Linked DNA regions of Homo sapiens: region 2 is linked to region 1. A link is an interaction called in ENCODE POLR2A ChIA-PET data of the cell type or tissue named here. Cell type or tissue: IMR-90. All regions are shown on one strand. Each heading gives the region's core, and the rest is flanking DNA. Links, peaks and the distances in the headings are about the cores only. Region 1 overlaps DNAJA1 (DnaJ heat shock protein family (Hsp40) member A1). Region 2 overlaps B4GALT1-AS1 (B4GALT1 antisense RNA 1).

Region 1 (10,098 bases), core at 1,608-4,107:
AACACATTCACCTAAGCAGAGCACAGGTAGTGAGATGAGTAGAGAGAACTGAATTAGAGGATTCTGGATGTCAGTCTTTGCTGTCACTTCTTTTGGCTTGTGCTAGAACAGTGGTTCTTACAAGTGTCACGTGATAGACACATTCTAAGGTCCTATCCCAGACCTACAGAATCAGAAATTGGTGGTGGGGCCCAGCAAGCGTGCTCAAATTTGAGAGCAGGTAGACTACAGGGTAGTTTCCGCATATACAAAAGGTGTTTTAATTCTTGCTGTCAGTCTCAGAAGTTTCATGCTGAGATAACCAAATTTAAATGATAAAGGTGCAAGACTGACTCTTAAAATCACATTTTTTCAAATTGCCATAGCTTGCTAGTGTTCTCATTCACTGTGCTTTTACAGCTTCATTTTCCACTATTTTAAGAGAAGAAATTGCTATGAAGTGTATGTCCAAGTGAGGAAGTTCCCTGGTCTGAGGTTGTTTAAAACTTACAATAGGCCGGGCACGGTGGCTCAAGCCTGTAATCCCAGCACTTTGGGAGGCCGAGGTGGGTGGATCACGAGGTCAGGAGTTCAAGACCACCCTGGCCAACATGGTGACACCCTGTCTCTACTAAGGATACAAAATTAGCCGGGCATGGTGGCACACGCCTGTAGTCCCAGCTACCTAGGAGGCTGAGGCAGGAGAATAGCTGGAACCCGGGAGGCAGAGGTTGCAGTGAGCTGAGACTGTGCCACTGCACTCCAGCCTGGGTGACAGAGCAAGACTTGGTCTCAAAAACAAAAAACAAAAAAACCAAACTTGGAATAGCAAGGGCTGCCCATTATTTAACCTTCCACGGCAATTTTAACAGTGGTATTCTGTTCCAAGTGGTTAATATTAAATCCATGTGTCAGTGTTGGTGGCTTTCAACCTTGGCTGCGCATAATCATTTTGATGCTTAGGCTACACCCAGCCGAGTTATACAGAATCCCTGGAGGGTGGGACCTGATGAGTGTTTTAATGTTTCCCGGGTAATTCCAATGGTAGCCAAGGTTAAGAACCAGTACCGTACGTACAAAAAAGTTGAGAAGCTAATTTCACGTACAGAAAATTTGCCACTGTTCCAAGAGCACTCTCAAGCGACATAATTGGCCTCTACTCCTATTCCCTACAAGTATGAATGGGCAGGAGAAGCATCACAGAGAAAGCAGAGTTAGTGCTGGAACTTGTATTTTTGTGGATGATGACCTTGGTTAATGTTTTTTCATAGGCTCTGTTTCATAGGCTTTGTTTTTTCATAGGCTCTCCCTCATTACATTGTTCTGAGAATTAAATATGGCTGCTTACATAGTAATGAAGGGTTCAACAGAGGCTGTTAGTGGTAGTAATAATACAAGCTGAAAAACTACACAGACAAACCTATCAGTTTCTGCCTCTTCAGGATATAACTATTAGGTTAGTGCAAAAGTAATTGCGGTTTTTGCCATTAAAAGTAATGGCACATTACTTTTGCACCAACCGACCTAATATGACTTTCTTTTAGTGTTCTTAGGATTTTTAATTGTAAAACATGTAACAAATTTTCCTAAACAATTGTGCAATTCAGTGGCATTATTTACGATGTTACGCAACCACTATTGTATTTCCAAAATGTCATCACCCTAAACAGAAGCCCTGTAACATTGTCAATTAACTTCTCCTTCCCTTCCCCTCAGCCTTTGGTACTGTTTCTGCCTCAATGCATTTGTCTAAGTTTAGTTCATATAAGTGAAATTATACAATACTTGTCCTTTTTTATCTGGCTTATTTCATTTAGCATGTTTTAAAGGTTCATCCATGTATCAAACAGTAAAGTGCTTCATATTTGGGGGAAGTATAAAAAGTATTCCTTTTAATGGCTGTGTATTTCACAGTGTATGTACACATGTATATTGAGAATTGAGAGATTTGTAGGTACACATTAACCATTTGTTGGTGGACAGTCAGGTTTCCACTTTGGGCTGTTGAGAATGCACAGTAAACACTGACCATACGAGTTTTTTTTTTTTTTTTTTTTTTTTGAGACAGTCTCCCTCTTGTCGCCCAGGCTGGAGTACAATGATACAATCTTGGTTCGCTGCAACCTCCACCTCCTGGGTTCAAGCGTTTCTCCTGCCTCAGCCTCCCAAGTAGCTGGGATTATAGGCGCCCACCACCACACCCGGCTAATTTTTGTCTTTTTAGTGGAGACGGGGTTTCACCACGTTGGCCAGGCTGGTCTTCAACTCCTGACCTTAGGTGATCAGCCCGCCTAGGCTGCCCAAAGTGCTGAGATTAGAGGTATGAGCCACCGCGCCCGGCCTTCATTCGTTTTTAATTCCTTTTGTATAGTCATCCCTCAGTATCCATGGGGGTACTGGTTCCAGGACTTTCCATGGATACCAGAATCCGAGGGTACTCAAGTCCCTGATATAAAACAAGATGGTTATTTGCATATAACCTACACATCCTGCGTAATTTAGCCATCTAGCTCTAGGTTACTGGTAATACCTAATACAATGTAAGTACTATGTAAACAGCTGTTATACTTTTAACAGCTGAAGTCTGTACATGGTCAGGAAACAATTTTTCCCAATTGTTTTTGATCCAAAGTTGACTAAATCCATGGATGTGAAACCCAAAAAGGAGGGCCAGCTCTGGGTCATGTGGTAATTCCATGTTTAGCTTTTTAAGCAGCTGCCAGACTTTTCTACAGCAACTGCAACATTTTACATTACCACCAACAAAGTACAGAGGGTTCCAATTTCTCCATATTCTTATTTTCCATTTTTTGGATTAGAGCTATCCTATTAGGTATGAAGTGGTATCTGGTTTTTATGTGCATTTCCCTTATGACTGACAAACGCTGAAAACCTTGTGTGAGATTTGTAAAAATTTTTAAGCGTCCTATAAACAATGCTTTTTTTTTTTTTTTTTTTTTTTTGAGACGGAGTCTTGCTGTCACCCAGGCTGGAGCGCAATGGTGCAATCTTGGTTCACTGCAACCTCCGGACTGGGTTTGAGCAATTCTGCCTCAGCCTCCCGAGTAGCTGGGACTACAGGTGAGTGCTACCACACCTGGCTAATTTTTGTACTTTTAGTAAAGTACACCACGTTTTCACCAAGTTGGCCAGGCTGGTCTCAAACTCCTGACCTCAGGTGATCTGCCTGCCTTGTCCTCCCAAAGTGCTGGGATCACAGGTGTGAGCCACTGCCACCATGCCTGGCCTAAACAATGCTCTTAAATGCATTAAAATACAGGTTCAGAGATTTTTAGAATTTGTACATAAACCCAGTGAAAAGTGAAATCTGTCACAAAGCACTTTTTTGAACACCGATCAATTATACTTTCCTGAACATCTGCTTCACATCTCCAACTTTAGGGTAGCTGTGGGTGGCTGGCACAGACTAAAAGGAAGTTGACAAACACTGATGGTTTGGGAACCTTATTTTTTAAAGTTTTTCTCCTTTTTAAACTTGTATTCTTTATGAGAACTTGTTCTCTCATGCTCACTCCAATGTTTGCAGTTTTCTAAGTCCCCTTCTTCTTGGCTCATTACCCAGTCCTCCACTTTTACTCTCCATCCTATTTAATATTATTTAACTATAGTTCAATAGTATTTTTGTATCACTCATTCAGACTAGCTAAAATAAAGCTATGTATCTTAGTTAAAAGCCAAAATTTGATGATCTGGGAAAAAAAAGCCTGTAGTGACACACATTGGAGATGCTTTGTAATTAGTATATTAAGGAGACAATACATTTCAAGAATTGCTTAAATTCTGATACCCAGATTTAAGCATGTGAACATATGAGACTTTTAAACATACAATTAAAGCTATTCATCATAATTTGCTATACTACCAACATAACTTTGGAGCGAAAGTCAAATGGTTTAAAGTAATCCTGTAACATACCTAAAGAACACCTTCCTATATTACGCATGCAAATTCTCCACGTAAAGGTCTTTTCACTTTAATTTCTGTTACCCAGCTCTGAAGTCACTACTTGGGCTTATCATGGTCCACAGACAAGGAGGGGAGCAAATGACCAGGACTGGTCAAGATTATATATATATATGTATATATATATGAATGGCACAGCAGAAGGAAACACAATTCTGGAAGTGCAAGCCTTCAAGAAGCAGCATATTATGATAAACCCCTCCTACAGAAAGGTATCATTTTTATCACTGATACCACAGGATAAATTATATATTACGCCATCTTCAAGTAACAGCTGAGGCAACAGAATAAATGCAGAGGCATTACAATGAATCCCACTTAATATAAAGAACTATACAGACCAACACTTCTCTACAAAATTTTTTTTTCCTCATTGCCAGTTAAATACAGAGTTTTACTTTCATAGCTTAACAATGAAGGGTCATACACTGAAGCCAATACATATACCTAGCATTTCAGTCTAAGCTTGTCCACGTACATAGCTGAAGTCAATTACAAGGTTTGGCCTAGAAATGCTAGGGGAACTTCTTTGTAGTTTTTACAGGTATTAAACTTCATCTTGCACACTGAAGTCATCATACATACAGGGCAAAATCAGAGCTTTTATATTTGCGTTTATTCTTCATTTAACTTTTTAAAACACTACTATAGTTTATTAAAACAAAAACAAGAGCAAGTAGTGAGCATATTATGATTACAGTCCTTCACTCATTCACTACTGCACATTAAATGCCAGCAGTGAGTGTTATTCACTGGCCCATTAAGAGGTCTGACACTGAACACCACCTCTGGGATGATGTTCATCATCCTCATATGCTTCTCCATTGTAGTGGCGCCGTCTTTCCTGATTTGGATCAAAGTCCACCAGTTCTACTTGGTCCATCTCATCAGTCTCTTCCACTTCCTTCCTCTCGGGTAGGAGTTTTTCCAGCAAAGACAGTTTATCAGGAGAGAGAAAGCCATTCTCAGGAAAGTTTACCTTCAAAAGAAACTTTCACTGTTCAATCTGATTTCATCATTAGCTCCCTTAGAGTATCATGGACCCATTTTCCCCAGAAAAACACATGTAAACACGTAATATTTAGGTGAATCTGCCAATCTCAGGTTAGAACAGGCTCTAAAAAGGCACAGTGCATAGCACACTCTGAACTAGAGTTCAAGGATTATGACCAGAAGTCAGGCTTTATTAAAAATGATTGTATTAAATAAAACTGCACTTTAACAACCATTGTTCTATCCAGCAAACTGACTTTTTAATACCAAAACCCATCCTGCAACAGCCTAACCCTTCTTACGACATATTTAAACAAAGCTATTCTTACTCTCAAAAGGGTAGTTCTTCCTTACCAAAGATGTTTTTAGGCCAGGCGCGGTGGCTCATACAATTGGGATTACAAATCCCAACACTTTGGGAAGCTGAGATGGGCAGATCACCTGAGGTCAAGAGTTTGAGACCAGCCTGGCCAATATGGTGAAACCCCATCTCTACTAAAAAGCCCAGCGTGGTGGCGGGCACCTGTATTCCCAGCTACTCAGGAGGCTGAGGCAGGAGAACTGCTTGAACCCAGGAGGTGGAGGTTACAGTGATCCAGGATCGCACCACTGCACTCCACCTTGGGTGACAGAACAAGACTCCCGTCTCAAAAAGGAAAAAAAAAAAAAAAAGTTTTAATTAATATTTTTATGGTGACAGGCCAATTTAAGACTCAGGAAAATGACTGGATTGCTTTATACCTATTAACAAATCAAGCATTACACTATTTTGCCAAGAAATCTGCAATTATTATAAAGCACCTCTCAACTTTAAGATGCCAGTTACAACCTTTCATTAGTAAAATACCCACTTGTCCCACACACCCTTCCCACAACCTATCTTTAAATATCCAATTAATGATGCAAAAAACCCCATCCTCAACTTGTTAACAAAGAATGCTCAACATGACAGAAGTAGTTATTAGGTAAATTTTCTTTTTTCTTTTTTTGAGACAGGGTCTCATTCTGTCACCCAGGTTGAAGTACAGTGACACGATCTTGATTCACTGCAGCCTTGACCACCTAGGCTCAAGCAATCCTCCCACCTCAGCCTCCCGAGTAGCTGGGACTACAGGTGTGTGCCACCATGCCTGGCTAATTTTTGTACTTTTTGTAGAGATGGGGTTTTGCCATGTTGCCCAGGCTGGCCTTTAACTCCTGAGCTCAAGCAATCCACCTGTCTTGGCCTCCCAAAGCACTGGGATTATAGGTGTGTGCCAGTGGCACGTGGCCAGATCCATATATTTCTTGCTGTGGAAAAATGTAAGTTTCAGGTTCTGAGGCATTCAGAAATTTTAATTTTTTTTTTTTTTTGTTTTTTTAAAGAGACAGGGTTTCACTATGTTGCCCAGGCTGTTCTCAAAACTCCAGGGCTCAAGGGATCCTCCTGCCTCAGCCTCTCAAAATGCGGGGATTACAGGCATGAGCTACTTGCACCTGGCTGAAATTTTACTTTTTTATCAGATTTTAGTAAGCCAATTGTTCTCAAGTATTCTTAAAGTACATTACAGCTTACCTTAAATTCGATGATTAGGCGACCCTTTTCATATGGTCTACGATAAATTGGCATGCCTTCATTTAGTACACACTTGATATCTCCATGCTTGACAATCTGACCTAAAAACATTGAAGCCAAGTTCTTCCTTAAGTATGGTCACATTTTTATGAGGCAGGGAATATAAAGAACAGAGCACTGTCCTAGCTCATTGGCAGGAGTAAAACTTACGTGGCAAAGCAATCCTGTTACCTTTCACTTATGGGTTTTCCAAGGGCTGACAAGAGAGCCAAGACCTTATAACTTCATCTAAGCCCAGAGAAGGATATGTAACCGAGAAAGAAAAACAATGGGTTTCCCTCAGTGCCTATACTACACTTTGTTAACAGGAGACAAGGAAAATACTAGAATAGAAAAGAGAAGTTTAAGCTTGCCTAGTTCCCATACCTGGATGAGAGGTGATGACGATGGTTCGGTTGTCAAGAGTAGATATTGGCTTCTGGAAGCCACACAGTGCTTCAACGAGCTGTATGTCCATACACATGAAAAGGTCTTCTCCTCGTCTGCATAAAATATGACACATATTTATATTTTTCAAATCACGAATCAGTAGATGTACCAAAGCAGGCTGTTTTTTTGTTTAATAAAAGCAAAGGGTCTTTTACAAAGACACCCTTTTCTTCCCCCATTGTAAAAATCAAGCAGAGCAGAGATCTGGGAAGAGCAAACATGTGCAACCTGCCAGCCCCGTTTCCTAGTTAAGGATTCAAAGTCATTCCACACACTCTAGGCAGCCTTTACCATTTACCATCAGTGAACTGTTTCATTACCTAGTTTTAAATCTGGTTTCTCAGAGGGGAAAAAAAAAAAACAACTCACAAGAGTGAGGGTTAGGCCAGGCACTGTGGTTCGCATCTGTAATTCCAGCAGTTTGGGAGGCTGAGGAGGGTGGATCACCTAAGGTCTGAAGTTCAAGACCAGCCTGGCCAACATGGTGAAACCCCATCTCTACTAAAAATACAAAAAATCAGCCAGGCATGGTGGCGCGCACCTGTAGTTCCAGCTACTCGGGAGGCTGAGGCAGGAGAATCACTTGAATCTGGAGGCAGAGATTGCAGTGAGTTGAGATCGTGCCACTGCACTCTAGCCTGGGCAGGGTCCTAGATAATTTAGGCTCTATGAAATTAAACAATGAGGATATGTCCAATTTAAAGGGACTCTAACAATTTCCTCATTGATGAACCTGAAATAATATTTCCTGGCATATTGTGAGTGAACACAGCCTTTCATATTTAACGTTAACAGCCCACTTCCTCCTTCTCATGCTTAGACTTTCCTTTTCCAACCCACATTAATAAAACATCTTTAGGCTGGGCGCGGTGGCTCATGCCTGTAATCCCAGCACTTTGGGAGGCCGAGGCAGGTGGATTGCCTAAGGTCAGGAGTTCGATACCAGCCTGGCCAACATGGTGAAACCCGTCTCTACTAAAAATACAAAAATCAGCTGGGCGTGGTGGTGGGCGCCTGTAATCCCAGCTACTCGGGAGGCTGAGGTGAGAGAATTGCTTGAACCTGGGAGTTGGAGGTTGCAGTGAGCCAAGATCTCACCATCGCAATCCAGCCTGGGCCTGTTGAGCGAAACTGCATCTCAAAAAAAATAAATAAATAAATAAAACATCTTTAATACCCTTCTCAAATGACAGCATCAAAAGCCTGAGCTTGACAACATTTCCCATTATCTTCAGACATTTGTAAAATATTAGTCTTTTTTTTTGAGACCAAGTTTTGCTCTTTTTGCCCAGGCTGGAGTGCAATGGCGCCATCTCAACTCACCGCGACCTCTGCCTCCTGTGTTCAAGTGATTCTCCTGCCTCAGGGCCTGCCACCATGCCTGGCTAATTTTTTAATTTTTAACAGAGATGGCATTTCACCATGTTGGCTAGGCTGGTCTTGAACTCCTGACCATCCACCTCGGCCTCCTAAAGTGTTGGGATTACAGGCGTAAGCCACCAAACCAAGCTGAAATATTAATTAATCCTAAACTAGTTTAAGATGTTCCCAATTTCACCTCCACTCCATTAAAAAAAAAAAAAAAAAAAGGTGGGTTCTTACTGTCACCCAGGCTAGAATGCAGTGGCATGATCATAACCTTGAACTCCTGAGTTCAAGCCACTCTTCTGCCTCAGCCTCCCCAGTAGCTAGGACTCCTGGCCTCAAGTGATCCTCCCACCTCAGCCTCCCAAGTTGCTGGGAATATAGCATGCACAGAGGGTGTTATGTTAGCCATGGATCACAAACATTTGCTGTTAATCATCCATCTTTCTTGTGCTTCAGTGTTCATCATACTCATTATTTAGCTCAAAATGGTAGACCTGAATTTATACTTAGTATTGAGTTACAATTTAAGTTTCCTACAGAGATGCTTTTGGATATTTATAATTAAAAGCAATTCAATTTATCATAAATGAGATTGAAAACTGGTGAGAGCTTTAAGGCACTTAAATTGCTTTACAAAGATTGAGGGCAAATTTTTGTCCAGGGATGTTTTCCCCACCCATCTGCTGCTTAGGTTCACACAAAACATCTAATTGAAACACATTTTCAACGTTCCATACTTAGAGACAAAAAGCTAAAAATCTGATCCTATGTATTCAACCTCTTATGATCTGAACAATGGTTAACAATCTTCCTGAGAAATAGGTTCTAAGAGTAATGGAAAACACTTTAAAAAAAACAAAAAAACAAAAAACAAAACCAACAACCCAAATATGTGATATCAATTTGAGTGGTTGATAAAAGTCTTTACCGAGTAAAAACAGCATGGTCCTTCTGATCTAACACAATGATAATATCGCCTGGCTCCAGTCCTGGTTCTTGGTCTCCTTCACCATGGAATGTTATCTTCTGGCCATCTTTCATGCCTAAAAACAAAACATTAATTTTGTACTTTTATTAAATATCCAACTAAGGTCAGAATCATAAAATCTATACATAGATGTTTGTTTATGCATAAAAATCACAGAAATGACTAAGAAAGCCCACTTAAGTAGTTCAGTCCAATTTGCTCCTGAAGAAAGGTATCATAGTGGAGAACACAAACTCCAGAGGCAAAGAGACTAGCCTTCAAATCTCAGAGCTGCTATTCACTGGCTGGATTACCCTGGGGAAGTAAGCTGCATATCCTTTCCAAGTTTCAACTTTCCCACAGACACCTACACCTCATTAGCAATATTTAGAGTATTAACTCAACAGGTATATGCTGGTACTAAACCATGACTGGCTAACACTGGTTATAACCAAAAAATGTTAATTAAGTATTTCAGTTTCATTACTTATAACACATCAAATTACTTCTATTAAAAGTCTAACAGCAATGTAAATCAAGACCCTTCTATTGTAGTATTTATATATAAAACTAAAAAAATTTTAAATCTATAATCTTCTCTTGAGATAGGATCTTGCTCTGTTGCCTAGGCTGGAGTGCAGTGGCACAAACATGGCTCACTGCAGCCTCCATCTCCTGGGCTCAAGTGATCCTCCCACCTCAGCCTCCCGAGTAGCCAGGACCACAGACCAGCTAATTTTTGAATTTTTTTTTTTTTAATAGA
Region 2 (16,946 bases), core at 6,992-9,491, 150 kb before region 1:
CTTGGCCTCCCAAAGTGCTAGGATTACAGGCATGAGCTACCATGCCTGGCCTAATTCCTTTTAGCAAATGAAATATCTTTTCACGTATCTTGTTGAGATATTAATTATGCTTAATCTAAAGACTTGCTCTGCTAGTACTCATTAATTCTCATTCTTAGGTGTTTGTTTTTCAGATGGCAGTGTAAGGAACTAAAATTAATTTTTTCCTCAACTCTCATAAATTCTTAGTTGGAATGAACCCCTATAAGAAAAGACAGATTAATGAGAGAAAAACAAACAAGTGTATTAGCATGTATATTTTGTATATACATCTGAAATACCCAGGGAATGAACAGGCCTCAAAGAGGTGGCTTGGAATTCCAGTTCATATAGCATCTTCAACAAAGAACAGTAAATTTTTAGAGAAGTGGCAAGACAAGGGAAAAGGGCATTGAACTTCTAAGGGCTGCAAATTGTGGGACGGCAAATAAGTGTCAGTTACAGGCTATTTAGTAGAGCTTGCTACGTAGATTCCTTTGGTGCCATCTCCAGGCTGTTAAGCTCTAAAGTTGTCTCTGGTGGTTAACTTTTGTCTTTCCTGACAGAGAGGGTAGGAAGACACCTTTGTCTTTGTAAATCTTCTTCTCTAGTGCCTTCAACTCAAAATAATCCTTACATCAGAGTGGCATGTTTTGGGGATGGCATATTCTGGTTTCCCACAGTGGATTTTTAATTTTTTATTTTTGAGACAGGGTCTCACTCTGTCGCCCAGACTGGAGTGCAGTGGTGAGACTGTGGCTCACTGCAGTCTCAAACTCCTGAGCTCAAGTGACCCTTCTACTTCAGCCTCCTGAATAGCTGAGACTACAGGTGTGTGCCACCACACCTAGCTAATAAAAACAAAATTTTGTAAAAATGGGGTCTCCCTATGTTGCCTAGGCTGGTTGCAAACTCCTGGGCTCAAGCGATCCTCCCACCTTGGCCTCCCAAAGTACTGGGATTATAAATGTGAGCTACTGCACCTGGCCTACAGATGGATTTTGATGGCTCTGTTTCATAGTGTTAATTTTACCCAACTGTTTAGTAACTCTAGATATTTGTGTTTTTTGTTTTTGTTTTTCTTTTTGAGACGGAGTAACGCTTCATTGCCAGGCTGGAGTGCAGTTGTGCGATCTTGGCTCACCGCAACCTCCGCCTCCCGGGTTCAAGCATTTCTCCTGCCTCAGTCTCCCGAGTAGCTGGGACTACTGGCGCATGCCACCAAGCCCGGCTATTTTTTTTTTTTTTTTTTTTTTTTTTTGATACGGAGTCTAGCTCTGTCGCCCAGGCTGGAGTGCAGTGGCATGATTTTGGCTCACTGCAAGCTCCGCCTCCCGGGTTCAAGTGATTCTCCTGCCTCAGCCTCCCGAGTAGCTGGGACTACAGGCACCCGCCACCACGCCCAGCTAATTTTTTGTAGTTTTAATAGAGACGGGGTTTCTCCGTGTTAGCCAGGACGGTCTCGATATCCTGTCCTCGTGATCCGCCTGCCTCGGCCTCCCAGAGTGCTGGGATTACAGGGAGGAGCCACCACGCCCGGCCCCAGCTAATTTTTTGTATTTTTTTTTTTTTTTTTTTTTAGTAGAGACGGGTTTCACTGTGTTAGCCAGGATGGTCTGAATCTCCTGACCTCGTGATCCGCCCACCTCGGCCTCCCAAAGTACTGGGATTACAGGCGTGAGCCACCGTGCCCAATCTGTTTGATCATTTTTAAATTGTGCATTTTTTTTTTTTTTTGAGACAGGGTCTCACTCTGTCACCCAGGCTGGAGTGCAGTGACATAATCATGGCTCACTGCAGCCTTGACGTCCCAGGCTCAAGTAAGTGACCCTCCCATCTTAGCCTCCCAAAGTGCTGGAATTACAGGTAGGAGGTATTACAATAATGCTGGGATTACAGGTATGAGTCACTGTATGAATCTAGTGCATTCTTGTTCTTGTCTGTTCTGTTTCCGGAGCCTGAATGTCATAATTTTGTGGGAGCTGCTGGGCCAGTGGCGTGCCCATAATCCCAGCTACTAAGGAAGCTGAGACAGGAGGATCACTTGAGCTCAGGAGTTTGAGATCAACCTGGACAACATAGTGAGATACTGTCTCTAAACAGAAAAAGGAAAAGGAAAAAAAAAAGAAAGTAATTTTGTGGGAAGAAGAATGTGTTGATTGGACGTATACATGGGGCACGTATGTCAGGAAGAAGAGAATCCATCATGTCTTTCAGCACACCCAGTTTCTTACTCCAGTGGGGATAGTTGCTACCTGGGGCATTCACTGGTTTGGTGCGGAGAAAATCTCCACTGCAGCTGGCTGATTAGTACAAGTGTCAGAAGTAAGGGGACAGTTGGCACAAATACTCTAGATACAGTTGCTCAATTAAGCACCCCAAGGAGTAGCCCAAGGCCCTCTTTTCTTTGTATCAAACAACTCTGACATTAGGGTAGAGTTCTTTCTTAACTCTATTTCTATTTTTGCACTTTTGAAATAGTCTTCTGGTGCAGGACTTTTTTTGCACTACTATCAATCTTTTCCTTCTTACCTGCCTTGGTGTTAAACTTAAAATGATCTGTATTCTCCCTCCTTTCCAAAATTATAAATTTCCTATTTTCTTATTTTACTATTTTTATGATTTCATGTTTTACATTCAAATCTTTAAGCCATCTGGAATTTATTCTAGTGTCAGCCATGACTTGGGGCCCTAACTTAATTTTTTCTAATGGTGAGTCACTTGTACCCACCATGTATTCCATGTGTGGGCTTTCAAAATGCAGCTCAACCCTAAGAGCTCCATAAAAGCCTAGGAGTTAAGAATAGAAACGCTAGGACTATAATTCATTCGGCTCCTAATTTCTGCTCCATTACTGCTCACTTTAGGACTCTGGCAAATCTCAGTGCTCCTTAGGGAAAAAGCTCTGACCAATGATTTAAGGCTGGGAAGGCTGAGGCAGAGAGAAGGATTTGCAGAGAACCCTCTAGAGGAGCTTCATAGTTGCTGTGTTCCAGCCACTGGGCATGGCCTTGTGGGAAACAGTGGTTCAGCCTTACAAGAAGCTGCAGGGGACTCAAGCTCTACTCTATAACTGCGTTTTCTTTCTTCAGCCCCAAGTCTTTTTCCTACTCACTCAAAGTCCTGCTCCAAGCCAGTGAGGCTTAGATACTCCTCTTCCTGGGTCCCCACTGCATTTTTGCATGTTTCTCTAAAGCTATTTTTGTAATTGTTGACATGTCTGTCATGGATTAATGAATTAGTTGATAAAGTTATCAGGCATGAAGGGTGCCATCTGCCAGGTGCAGGAGGAAAAACACACCAAAGGATATGGAGTTGCTGCTGCCTCTGTAGACCCCCTGGGGGGGTCATGGCACAGTGGTGCCACCATGCCCAGCTAATTTTTGTACACTTTTGTAGAGCAGGGTTTCACCATGTTTCCCAGGCTGGTATCAAACTCCTGGGCTCAACCATTCCACCCACCTCAGCCTCCCAAAGTGCTGGGGTTACAGGCCAGAGCCACCAAGCCCGACTTTGAAGTTTAATATATTTTAATTCAATCTACCTTATAAATTAACAAATCAAGTCATCTATATCCTTATTTACTGTATGGTTTACTGATGAGTCGTGGGCTAAGAGAAATGAATTAAAATTTCCTTCTATTATTATATTTCTGTTTCTCCATGTAGTTCCCATTTTTTGCTTTATAAATTCTGTTGCTATATTTTATGCATAAAAATGCATGACATCTTCATCGTAGCTTTCAGCCTTTATCATTACAAGGTGTTCTTCTGTGTCTTGTTTTCTGATTTTTCTTTTTTTTTGGTGAATTCAACCATGTCTGATATTAACATTGTAACCTCTGTTTTCTTTTTCTTTTCTTTTTTTTCTTTTTTTTTTTTTTGAGACAGTTTTGCTCTTGTTGCCCAGGCTGGAGTGTAATGGTGCGATCTTGGCTCACTGCAACCTCCACCCTCCACCTCCCGGGTTCAAGTAATTCTCCTGCCTCAGTCTCCCGAGTAGCTGGGATTATAGGCGTGCGCCACCACGCCCAGCTAATTTTGTATTTTTAGTAGAGACGGGGTTTCTCCATGTTGGTCAGGCTGGTCTTGAATTCCCAACCTCAGGTGATCTGCCCGCCTCGGCCTCCCAAAGTGCTGGGATTACAGGTGTGAGCCACCATGCCCGGCAGTAACGTCTGTTTTCTTGTTGCATGTATTTGCATGTACGGCGTTTATTTTTGCTTTCTATTTTTTCCTATCCTTTTACTTTTGATCTTTCTGAGAAACACTGTTTTAGATGTATCTCTTGCACATGACACTAATTGCATTTTATTTTGTGACTCCAGGAGTTGTTTCTAAAAAGTAAGATTACTGGGTCAAAAATAAAGAAAGCTTTTGTAGCTCTTAACCCTCATGACCAAATAAATTGTTTTTCACAGGTTGGACCACTTTAGCTTGTCACCAGCCATTTAGAAGCAAGCCATTTCCCCACCCCTGCCAGCACGACTATTATAGTCCTGCTTAAATTTTTAATAGGTTAAAATGGGACCTCACTGTTCTTTTATTTGCTTTCCTTGGCTTCATCAAATTTTACTTTAAGTAAGTTAAGATGGAAGAAGGATGGAGAAGTCAGCACGAAATGTCCCTTTTCAGATCTCTGCCATGAGATTGATGGGTGGTGGGGTTTCTTATTCCTGATTCCCCTGGTGACACTGAATCAATCACTTCCCACAGGCTCCTCAGCCCAGCCCTTGGCTGTTCCCAGGAGAATTATCTTTGTCCCTTCCTCGAATCTCTGCACCTTGCTTTTTTCCCTCCCGTGGTGAATAGGCACTATAACACAACAGGAAGATACAGGGGAAGATCAATTGAATGAATTTAGATCCGAACTCCATCTCTGCTAACCATTTATTAGCTAGCTATTTATCAACTCTAGCCATTTGGCCAGGCGCGATGGCTCACGCCTGTAATCCCAGCACTTTGGGAGGCCAAGGTGGGTGGATCACCTGAGGTCAGGAGTTCAAGACCAGCCTAGCCAACATGGGGAAACCCCATCACTACTAAAAATACAACAGTTAGCTGGGTGTGGTGGCGCATGCCTGTAATCCCAGCTACTTGGGAGGCTGAGGCAGGAGAATGGCTTGAACCCGGGAGGCAGAGGTTGCAGTGAGCTGAGATCGCACCATTGCACTCCAGCCTGGGTGACAGAGCAAGACTCCATCTCAAAAAAAAAAGTTCTAGCCATTTATTAATTGGGTGATCTATGGCAGTTGCTTAACCCTCTCTGTGCCTTGGTTTTCTAAGGTAATAATTCCCAAGGATAATAAAGATTACAACAGTAATACCTATTGGAGTTTTGCAAGGTAATTAACATACGTAAAAGACAGGAGCCTCTGGAAATTGCTCCTTTTCCCACTCCAATAATGAGGTTTTGTTGGAAGGTATTTCCTTCTTACATGACCCTGCTTCTTTATCTACTGTTCTTGGTCCTAGGCCAGGGACAGGTCCCTGACACAAGGAGACTCAATCAGAGTCTTTTCCTGGGACCTTTGTCATTGGGACTTGAGAAAGAAAGCCTTTGGTGCCTCTTGGGTGGAAGCTCTCAAATGTGAGACCCAGGCTACTGGCAGCCGTGTTTCCAGCCTTGAGGAAGCCAGGCTGCCAGAATGAGGCTAATGGGTGGAGAGAGAAGCAGATGCTAGAGTCTGGTATTGTTGGAATCCCTGGTTCCGGCTACCCCCAAATGCATCCTATGAGCCAGCCAATAAATATCTGATTTTCCCTAAGCTTGCTTGTGTTGAGTTTCTATTCACTTGCAACCAAAAAAGAGCTTTAGCTGGGTGCAATGGCATGTGCCTGAACTCCAGCTACTTGGGAGGCTGAAGTGGGAGGATTGCTTTAGCCCAGAAGTTCGAATCCAGCCTGGACAACATAGTGAGACCGCCTGTCTCATGTAAAAAAAAAAAAAGAAGAGTTTTAATATACCTCTCAAGACATCTTAGGATAGTAAATCATGAAGTCTCCTGTCTGTCTGTCCAGGTCTCTCTGAAAAGCCAAACACTCTGTGCAAGTCCGTCTCTGAGACACACATACACATGCATGCACACACAAATAGAATGACAGCAGCTCCCACTCCAACTGGAGGGAGCTGTGGCTCCTTCTCTGCCTGGGCTGCCTGCACATGCCTATACTTCTCCACACACACCAAAAGACAGCTGTGTCAATGCCCAGGCCACGGGAACTCCACTTGCTAAACAGAATGTTATCCCGGAAATCTGTGCCCTTCTCTGTATGCCTCTTGTCCTTTTTTCACTGCCCTATTCAGTAACTTCACAAATATATAATGAGCACCTGCCAAGAACCATGTCAGGCCTGGGGCAACAAACAGCCCCTGCTGTCAAGGAACCCGCAGGCTTGTGGGGCCGTCATGCTATCAAAAGGCAGCTCCAAGAGAGACAGTGGGATGAGTGTCAAACAGATGTTTCAGCCAAGTATGGCAGGAGCTCAGAGGAGGCCTCATCACTTGTTGCCTGGGACAGACGTCTGGCTGGTCTGCCCACCTCCCACCCCAGCCCTCCCTGTGCGCTGCTGCCAGAATGTCTTCCTGAACACAGCTATGTAAGTCCCTCTCCCTCTGCAAGCCTGAGCCCGCATTCCTTAGCTTGACAAAATCCTAATCCAGATATTGCTTCAACCTATTTTTTCAGCCACACCATCCGCTGTTCTCCATTCACAAACCTCACCCACAAGTCTAAAGAGTAAAAAGTAAAAGGATCAGTTTGCAAAAATCCACTATAGATGTACAGATTGGGTGTGTGTGTAGGGGAAACAGCACACTTGGGATGCATTTGCAGACCTTGTTCCAGATTCAGGTCTAACGTCACCCCCATCCCCAGGAAACCTTCCTTGCTTCTCCAAGTGAAATTAACCTCTTCCTTTTCTGAATCTATATAACCCTCTCTGTACACCTCTGTTAGAGCACAGATTGCTCCTATCTTTTTAGGAGTGCACATATTTTTTAACTGCTTGTGGAGACAGATGGTGTCCTATGGAGTATGGTACAAAGTAGGGATTCAAAAGCTGTTTGCTGACTATTTGGAACCATGTGAAACACCATTTGCCATTCATCAGATGGACTCTGGCTGCTGAAGTGCCCAAGTTCCTGTCATGAGCTGGCTTTACCTACTCCTTTGCACTCCAAGGATGATGTTTTCACTCCTGAGCTGATCTCCTGTATTGTTACCTCTGTCTGATCTGTCATTTGTCATCTTCTTGTGAACCTGTGGCCACTGAAGTTTGAATTCCCAGCCTCTCTCATTTATTCCTTTATTCAGGAAACCATTATTGATGCCTCATTGGTGGCCAGTTCAATGCTCACTATCAGGAACACAAGGATGGTGTCCTGCCCTGGGATCCCTGACTTGGGAAGGGTAGGGAAGAGGTAGAGGGAAGACAAAGACATGAGTGATGGGATACAAGGAGAAGTGATGTGGCCCGAAGAGAATAGCAGGGAGAGTGCTGAGGGGGTCACAGCAGAAGGCTTGGGTTGGGGAATATGGGCTAGGGAAAGTCGTTGACACACCCACATCCATACCAACTAAATTCTCTCTTCCCCTACACTCCTTAGCGTATTTTAACTGGGCCCTTGATTGCCACAGCTGCAAGCTCTGGCCTCCCAATTCCAGGACCTGTGCTGATGGAGTCAGGAAACATTTGAATAGCCTCGGTACAGCTTATTCTACCGCCCTCCCCAACCCTCCTGCCCATTCTCTCCCATTTCATCCCACACAAACACACAAATCTCAAGAGCTCAACACTAATCCCTCCCAGACCTGGGATCTGGGATGCTACCCACTGGACTCTCTTGAATCACCTCTGCTGCAGTTCATACCCAGGACACTGGGCTCAGGAAACCACTCAGGCTCCTGAGCTGTATGGGGGACCTGCTTTTCCTGTCCCTAGGGCTTGGGGCTCACCACACACATCTGTGATGTCCCTAAATTATTAGAGGGGCTCTAGATCTACTGGCCAATTTGCTAAGGTGCTTTGCCTCTGTCTCTCTGGGTTCCCGGTCCCACCCTAGGCACCTCCTCCACCTTCCTGCGTGCAACCACTCCCCTCAGCAAACGTGTGAGGCTGCCAGACCCTGCTGAAGAGCTGTAGGCCCTGCTGGCAGGAGACAGGCTAGCTCCAGAGAGTTGGCTGGAGGGGAATGCAGCAGATCACATTTCTTCAGCTCATGCCAAATAGTATTCAGATGTAGCTTTTCAGACAGACACAAATTGCTCATCCAATAAACACAGAAGGGCTAATCCCAGAACATTTATCAACGTGGGGAAAGATGAGAGAAAGGACAGTCACAAGAGGCCTTTGAGAGCCGACTCAGTGTGGCTGGCGCAGAGGAGGTGGTGAGACTTCCATGCACTTCTGGGGTTTTCTCCTTAAAGGGCCTGAAACCCAGCACCGGGGCTTTGGGATTTGCTGTCGTTGGGACATACAATGCCCGTATTAGTGTATACACTTCTCTGTGGTGAACAGCAATTAAGAAATCTATGTGGGCCAGGTTGCCTTTGTGAGCAGACAGCCCTCACCCCCATGTGACAATTGTCAGGTGGGAGAGCTGGCTGCAAGGACTTCATCAGCTGCCCCCACTGTGCATGCATAAAATGTGCTCATGCCTCTTCCGTATTTCCAGGGTTCACAGGGGACAGTCCCTCCTGAGCTGGAACTTCTTGCTGACAGGTGTAAGAACATGGGGACCAGAGACGCAGGGTCCTCTGCTCGTATCAGAGTGCTGGCCAAGCAACTGAAGTCCTTTGACAGCCCCTTTCCTGCTAGGCCCTTCTAACTAGCTCCATGAGCTTTCCCCCTCCAGGGATTCAGCCTGGAGATTACAGAAATCGGGCCCTGGTCTAACACCAGAGAGAGGAAGGACTAGGTGAAGCCTCTGCAGGCAGCCTGGGTCCTCCCACTGCCTGTGCAGAAACTGTGCCATACCACTGGCACTCTGATGTGTACCCAACAGAGTGGGAGGTGGGCCATGGGAAGGAGGAGGCAATGACTAGATTAGGGTAAGGTCATGAAAGTAACTGCTGACTTTTATATAGTCAGAATATTTTGAAAATTAAAGCTGAGAGAATAAAACTTTCTATGGGGCCAAACTACAGCCTCAGCTGGCAGGGACTCTGTGGCCCCAGAGCTTGATGGGAACAAGGTGCTTTCTGGCATATGGCTGGTCCTGACACAATCAGGAAGTCGAGGGGAATTCCCAGGCAATACTCCCATGATCCCATGAGGCACATGTGCTATTTTGGATATTACTTTCCAGATAAGACACAGTGAAGTTAGGTAACATGTCCGGGTCACCCAGTTCAAGACTGGGAGGCTTCAGAATCTAATCTGACTCATACTGCACACAGGTCTATGGAGAGATATGGGGGTTTCAGGAATATCCAGTTGTGTGGGACTCCTTAAGAGGGTAGAGTTTGGAGGTCTGGGGTCCTCAGGGTTGGGATGCTGTCTTCAGGGCACAATGCTCAGGCAGTTTCCACTGAGGACCTGGGGTCTCTATAATTAGGGTGACTAACCCTACCAGTTTCCCCAGAACTGAGAGGGTTCTTGAGATTTGGGACTTTTCATTTTATAACTGGGATGGTCCTGGGAAAGGCAGGACAAGTTGGTCGTCTACCTGGAACAAAAGGACTGGGCACAGATCATCGCCATGGACTTCGGGACCCACCTGCAGCTCAGCCAAGCCACACATCCCCAGGCTGGGGACCTGGGGAGTGGCATGCTGATTAGGAAAATGGGCAGAGTGGCAGCCAGCTGGGAACAGCTCCCCCAGACCGCAGGCAGCAGTAAAGCAGGGCTACCGTGGCCCCAGAGCTTGACTGGAACAAGGTGCATTCTGGCATGGCTGATCCTACACAAACAAGAAGGTTGAGGGGAGTTCCCAGGTGAGGAATTCCCGGCAGCCAGGGAGCATGAACCAGGTGGCTTCCACTCTGCCTGCAGGAAGGAAATTTCTTTTCTGGTTCCTGAAACTTCACTCCTATCAGGAATGGCCTCTCTCCTACCTACCCACCTGGGGGACTCACACTGACCTGCATTTCTAGGCTCTTAACCTTCTCTCCCTCTCTGACTTTGTCCTGCTTGTTGTAGAACTGTGTTTATTCATCAGTCTCTTTCTTTTGTTTTTTTGTTTGAGACAGAGTCTCACTCTGTCGCCAGGCTGGACAGTGCAGTGGCCCGATCTCGGCTCACTGCAACCTCCACCTCCCAGGTTCAAGTGATCTTCGTGCCTCAGCTTCCTGAATAGCTGGGACTACAGGCGCCCGCCACTGCTCCAGGCCAATTTCTGTATTTTTAATAGAGACCGGGTTTCACCATGTTAGCCAGTCTGGTCTCGAACTCCTGACCTCGAGTGACCTGCCCATCTCAGTTTCCCAAAGTGCTGGGATTACAGGTGTGAGTCAATGCGCCCAGCCAGTCTCTTTGCTTTTGCAGATCTGAAACTCACTGGTACAACACTTGGACGATTTTTAATATAAGGGGATTGAGTTCTAAGGCACAGAAACCATGGGCAGAAATGCTAATAGGCTTCAGGAAAGACCAGAATGGGGGCAAAGAAGCCTCAGGAATATGGGTATTTCTCTTTCATTTCTATGTCCACTTCTCTGTCTGTGGTCTGTTTCATTCTCTCAGCTTTCTTTGCTTCTCTGTGCATTGGCAGAAGGTGGAATGTTTACATCATCTCAATTCCAGCCACACCCAGGGGCCGACTAGCTTTCCGGAATAGCAAATCTAAATTCTCAGGAGAAATCATCTGATTAGCCCAACTTGGGTCACATGCTCACCCCTGGCCCAGACAGCTGTGGCTGGAGGCTGGGGTCAAGCAGTATCAACATGGCTACCCAGGACCCTTCCTAAAGAGGGGCAAGTTTGTGGAGAAAGGAGTCACCCTGAGCTGGCTAGACATGTTTGCTCTCTATCATATATGTTTCCTGAACTGGTAGGTAACTGTGCCTTCTCTTCCCAGAGTTTATAATATTTCTTTTGTGGCTCCCTGGTGGTTGGCTTGATGTTAGTCTCATTCTGGAATATTTAAAAAATTAATTTGGATAATTGTGGGAAGCTATTTAACAAGCCAGGTCTTAAACAGTGTGGCCCATTATCTCTACCTTATACAGCACCCTATCATTATCTCCTTTGCATGATGGTTTAGAGCGTTGCAGCTCAAAGTGTGATCTGTGGATCAGCAGCATTGGTATTGCCCGAGAGCTTGTTGGAACTCCAGAATGCAGTTCCTAACTACTTGAACAGAGTCTGCATTTTAACAGCTCCCCAGGTGATCCACATTAAAGTTTGGTGAGCACCTGGAGGAGGTTCTTGTCTTTTCTCTCCTATTAGACTGAAAATTCTGAGGGCAGGGACTGTATTTACAAACCTCAATTGTCCACTTCCTATGTGTAAAGTAACTTGCTTTGTCTTGCAGGCGACAGAGCTTATCAAATGCAGTTATGAGCGAATTTTAAGCTCAGGATAGTGGTTGAAGAGGGTAAATTAATTACAGTAGTCCACCCTTATCCTTGGGTATATGTTCTCAGACCCCCAGTGGATGCTGGAAACTGCTGATTGTATTGAACCCTACATACATCCTATGTTTTTGTGTGTGTGTGTGTGTGTGTGTGTGTGTGTGTGTACAAGAGTGACTTTATTTTATTTTGTTTTATTTTTCAAGATTGATGACAATTCTTTTTCTTTTTTATATTTCCTTTTTTATTATTATTATACTTTAAGTTCTGGGATACATGTGCAGGATGTGCAGGTTTGTTACATAGGTATACATGTGCCGTGGTGGTTTGCTGCACTCACCAACCCATCACCTACATTAGGTATTTCTCTAAATGCTATCCCTCCCTTAGCACCCCCAACCCCCAGCAGGCCCCAGCGTGTGATGTTCCCCTCCCTGTGTCCATGTGTTCTCATTGTTCAACTCCCACTTAACAAGTGAGAACATGCGGTGTTTGGTTTTCTGTTCCTGTGTTAGTTTGCTGAGAATGATGGTGTCCAGCTTCATCCATGTCCCTGCAAAGGACATGAACTCATCCTTTTTTATGGCTGCATAGTATTCCATGGTGTATATGTGCCACATTTTCTTTTTTCTTTTATTATTATACTTTAAGTTTTAGGGTACATGTGCACATTGTGCAGGTTAGTTACATATGTATACATGTGCCACGCTGGTGCGCTGCACCCACTAACTTGTCATCTAGCATTGGGTATATCTCCCAATGCTATCCCTCCCCCCTCCCCCCACCCCACAACAGTCCAGAGTGTGATGTTCCCCTTCCTGTATCCATGTGATCTCATTGTTCAATTCCCACCTATGAGTGAGAATATGCGGTGTTTCGTTTTTTGTTCTTGCGATAGTTTACTGAGAATGATGATTTCCAATTTCATCCATGTCCCTACAAAGGACATGAACTCATCATTTTTTATGGCTGCATAGTATTCCATGGTGTATATGTGCCACATTTTCTTAATCCAGTCTATCATTGTTGGACATTTGGGTTGGTTCCAAGTCTTTGCTATTGTGAATAGTGCCGCAATAAACATACGTGTGCATGTGTCTTTATAGCAGCATGATTTATAGTCCTTTGGGTATCATCCTATGTTTTTTTTATTTGATAACCAAAACAGCTACTAATGGGTAGCTATCTAATGAGCAGGCAATATACACAGTATGGATAAGCTGGAAAAAAGGATGATTCATGTCCTGGGTGGGATGGCAAGGGACAGGGCAAGATTTCGTCACACTACTCAGAGCAGTGTGCAATTTAAAACTTATGAATTTTTTATTTCTGAAATTTTCCATTTAATATTTTTAGGCCACGGTTAACCTCCAGTAACTGAGACATCGGAAAGCGATGGATAAGCGGGTACTACTGTACATGTTATCTGAATTTTCCTTTAATCCTGCAGGAGGTGGAGGGAAGTTGGGGGTATAGATGAAATAAACATGGCTAAATGTTGATTTTTTTTTTAAGTGGGGTGATGGGAACTTGGAGACTTACACTATTTTCTCTATTTTTGTATATTTTTAAAATTTTCCACAATAAAAATTATAAGGAATGGCTGAAGACATTGTAAGAGATCATCTCGCTTGTCAAAATAAGTTAGTTTCCTAGCCAAATGAAGTAAATCCAAGGCACTAAGAGAATTTCCAAATGAAATTGCTCAATCCTTGTCAGAGACTTTTGGAGGATGAATATAGCGGGGAGAAGTTTGGAACATTAGTCCTGTGTAAATGATTTTTTAATTTTGCAAAAGGAGGAGTGGTAATCAGTTTCCTTCTGTTACTTCAAATCAGCTTATGGGGGGAAAAAAGGGAGGAGTAATTCACCAGGTTACATAACTGGTCAGTCCAGGGGGAGTCTGATACAGCATACCAGGGCGTAACCCTCTAGCTTCCTTTTTGGCTTATTTCTCAGATAGGCTCTTTCCATATAATGGCTGTAATGAGATGGACAGCGTACCTCCAAAATTCATTTCTATCCGAAACCTCAGAATTGAGCTTATTTGGAAATAGTCTTTGCAGATGCAATTAGTTAAGCCAAGATGGGGTCATACTGGATTAGGGTGAGCCCAAGTCCAATGACTGGTTTCCTTATAAGAGGAGAGGACACATCAACAGGAGAAAATCATAGGCAGAGAGAAGGCCATGTGAAGATGAGGGCAGAGAATAGAATGATGCTGCTACAAGCCAAGGAATGCCAAGGATGGCTGCGAGCCACCAGAAGCTAGAAGAGGCAAGAAAGAATTCTTTCTTAGAGTTTTCAGAAGGAGCGTATCCAGCCTGGGCAACAGAGTGAGACCTTGTCTCCACAAAAAAAAATTTTTTTAAATTAGCTGGGCATGGTGGCATATGCCTGTGGTCCCAGCTACTAGGAAGGGTGACAGAGTGAAACCCTATCTAAAAAAAAAAAAAAAGAAAGAAAAGAAAAAGAAGAAGAAGCCTGTCCCTGCTGACACCTTGATATTTTGGACTTTTAGCCTCCAGAACTGTAAGAGAATCAATTTCTGTTGTTTGAAGCCACCAAGTCTGGATAATTTGTTAGAGGAGTCCTTGGAAACTAATACAGCACCCTTGCTACTCCAGACTGGCCATTCCAGAGGAAAGGAAAAGCCTTTTACTCAACATTTGCAGCAGAAGTCCTGGGAGAAGAAGGGACATTGCTCATTAGTCCTTCTTGGGCCACATGTTGATCCTTGAACAAATCAACTGTGGCCAGAGGGGTATAGTGCTCTGATTGGCCAGATATAAGTCACCCAGGCCATAGCGACCCCGTAGTTAGCCTGTCCCAACCACATAGGGAAGAGTGGGAGTCTCTAACAGAAGGAGTAATGTTGAAGAGGAGGCACAAAAAATCAATACCTGTCCATTACAGGAAGACGTTGATTCTGCAAACTACACTCTTATCTAAGAATAGTTTGTGTGTGTGTGTGTGTGTGTGTGTGTGTGTGTGTGTAAGACAGGGTCTTGCTCTGTTGCCCAGGCTGGAATGCAGTGGTGCAATCACATCTCACTGCCACCTCAACCTCCTGGGCTTAGGCAATCCTCTCACCTCAGCCTCATGAGTAGTTGTGACTACAGACACATACCACCACCACGCCTGGCTAATTTTTTTTATTTTTAATAGAGACAAGGTCTCACTATGTTGCCCAGGCTAATCTTGAACTCCTGGGCTCAAGCAATGCTCCTGCCTCAGCCTCTTGAAGTGCTGAGATTACAGGCGTGAGCCATTGTGCCTGGCCAAGGATAGACTTTTAAAGATGTAAAGGAAGTGGAGATTTCTCAGAACAAGCCAGAGCAAAGACTATCACATTTCTTTTTTTAACAGGTCCCTAAACTGCCAGATCACAGTGCTGCATTTGATAGTCTGTTGGCAAACTGGGTCGGCCTTTAACAATCTATGGCATGTTATTCCTGTGACTAAAAAGGAAAATATGGGTTGGATGATAGTACAATTAAAGGGAAATTGAACTTTTTTAAATGACTGGAATGAACCTTTGCCATTATACTTGTCACTCAACAGGCAATCCCCCATCTTATTTTGGAAAATTTTCCAGTGTATATAGTACTGGAGGGCTCAATGCCCTAGCTCCCACCATGGAGGCAGAAAGGGGAAGATTCGTTCCTCCCCTACCTAGCAGCTAGGGCTCAAGCATGTGAATTGGCTCGGTCATTCCCACTGCAGACTCTGAATTCTTAGGAGTGACGCTAAGAGGCAGGAATGGTGTCGAAATTATTCATGGAGGCAGCAGCAGCATGAACGGTCCTGTAGCAGTGGTGTTAAATAATCATGGGCAATGGTGGCCACGGCAGAGCAGTGTTATAATTGACTGTTTTAATAGTCAAAAACTCTGGTTGGTACATGGACTTTATTTAAAGGATTCAAGTCAACTTATAGGAATGTTTCCACTGTTCCAGGATGCTGCCTTCAGCCCTGTCTTTTAGTTTAACATGAACATAAAAAAGTGAATGTTGTTTCGGAAGACATTGATGAAAGTATGATATTGGAAATTGCGGAGATGATGGTCCTGCTCTATTCTGTTGCTTAGACCCCGGCTGGAATGCTGCATTCAGTTATGGACCCTACTAAATGCCCAGGTAGTCAAAGCCCAATCAAAGACGAATAATCGGGACAGGGAAGGAACTCAATAAGGAAGCATGAAGAACAATGGAAATGGAGCTGGGCATGGTGGTGTGTGCCTGTAATCCTGGCTACTCGGAAGGCTGAGGTGGGAGGATCACTTGAGCCCAGAGTTCAAGACCAGGCTGGGCAACATAGTGAGACCCCATCTCTTAAAAAAAGAGGTAGAATTGATAGGTAGCCTGGTGAGGAGTTGTCTTCAGGTTGGGAGAAGGTACATGGCTGATCTCTTTAAACAACAGAAAGACCATCACGTGGAAAAGGATTCAGTTTATTCTCTGGCTCCAAGGAACAAACTTGATATTACTGAGGAAGTTATAGACATGGATTTTAGCTTAATGCAGATGCTCCTTTACTTACAACGGGCTTCATCCCAATAAACTCATCGTAAGTTGAAAATATTGTAAGTTGAAAATGCACTTAACATATCTAAGCTCCCAAAGATCACAGTTTAGCCTAGCCTTCCTCAAATATTCTCAGAACATTTACATTAACCTATAGTTGGGCAAAAGCATCTAACACAAAGCCTATTTTAAAAATAGAAGGTTGGTCTTCATATGTTGCTAGCCTGGAAAAGATCAAAATTCAAAATTTGAAATACAGTTTCTATGGAATGCATATTGCTTTTGCACCACTGTAAAATCAAAAAGTTGTAAGTCTAACAGTAAGTCAGGGACTGTTTGTATAAGAAGGCTTAATAGTTGGTTCAGTGATAGCCACAAGGGAGCAGGCTGCCTCATGACATAGCGAGCTCCCTGTCACTGGAGGTGTGCACACAAAGCCAAGAGAACTCTCAGAGAGTGTATGGTGTGTGGAAATCCTCACTGGATGAAGTTAGGGTCGATGTCCTTCCATATTCTCTCTGATGCTGAAATCTGATGAAGTCCATAGCGCAGGTTGGGAAGAACAGGAAACTGGAGGAAAAGAGACCAGATTTATTACAAATTGTGAGCTGTTCTGGAGTACAATTCCCAGCCACCATTCTAGCTCCAGAAAAAGAAAAATTCATGGAGGGTTGCATTATTCCCAATTCTTCACCACTCCCTATATCCAGTCCCTTTGTCATGTGACTTTGAAGTTTCTCCCACTAGAGGCAGAATATGATAATGTTGGGTTGGCCAATCAACTTGTTTTGGCTCATAGAATGTGGGTGGAAGTGACCATTCCAACCACAGGCTTTATGAGATATTGGGGCTTTTTGTTCACCCATCTTGTGCCATGTGAAAAACAT

What was found. ChIA-PET counts read pairs that join two places held together with the same protein. Peaks named below come from ENCODE experiments on the same cell type or tissue, not always from the same donor. Only the 100,000 strongest peaks of a DNase experiment are listed, where the experiment ranks them.
Region 2: POLR2A ChIA-PET joins it to region 1 with 22 read pairs; 2 of 35 experiments call an interaction of 5 or more read pairs at or near these places.

What each region holds. Positions count from the first base shown.
Region 1 is chr9:33,033,529-33,043,626 of GRCh38, reverse strand. It overlaps DNAJA1 (DnaJ heat shock protein family (Hsp40) member A1), which reads right to left. Exons shown (of 9, transcript NM_001539.4): 6 at 9,297-9,411; 7 at 6,938-7,053; 8 at 6,512-6,612; 9 at 3,720-4,942. The coding sequence ends at 4,724. It overlaps SMU1 (SMU1 DNA replication regulator and spliceosomal factor), which reads left to right. Exons shown (of 12, transcript NM_018225.3): 12 at 1-1,862. Among named protein-coding and RNA genes, the nearest start is that of DNAJA1, 13 kb to the right of the region's middle. In IMR-90, for the core only: no CTCF peak of the experiment used is centred there; no DNase peak of the experiment used is centred there.
Region 2 is chr9:33,179,008-33,195,953 of GRCh38, reverse strand. It overlaps B4GALT1-AS1 (B4GALT1 antisense RNA 1), which reads right to left. Exons shown (of 3, transcript NR_108110.1): 3 at 15,971-16,629. It also overlaps a transcript of B4GALT1 not described here. Among named protein-coding and RNA genes, the nearest start is that of B4GALT1, 20 kb to the right of the region's middle. In IMR-90, for the core only: no CTCF peak of the experiment used is centred there; DNase peaks (open chromatin) are centred at 8,233 and 9,293; H3K27ac peaks cover 755 bases.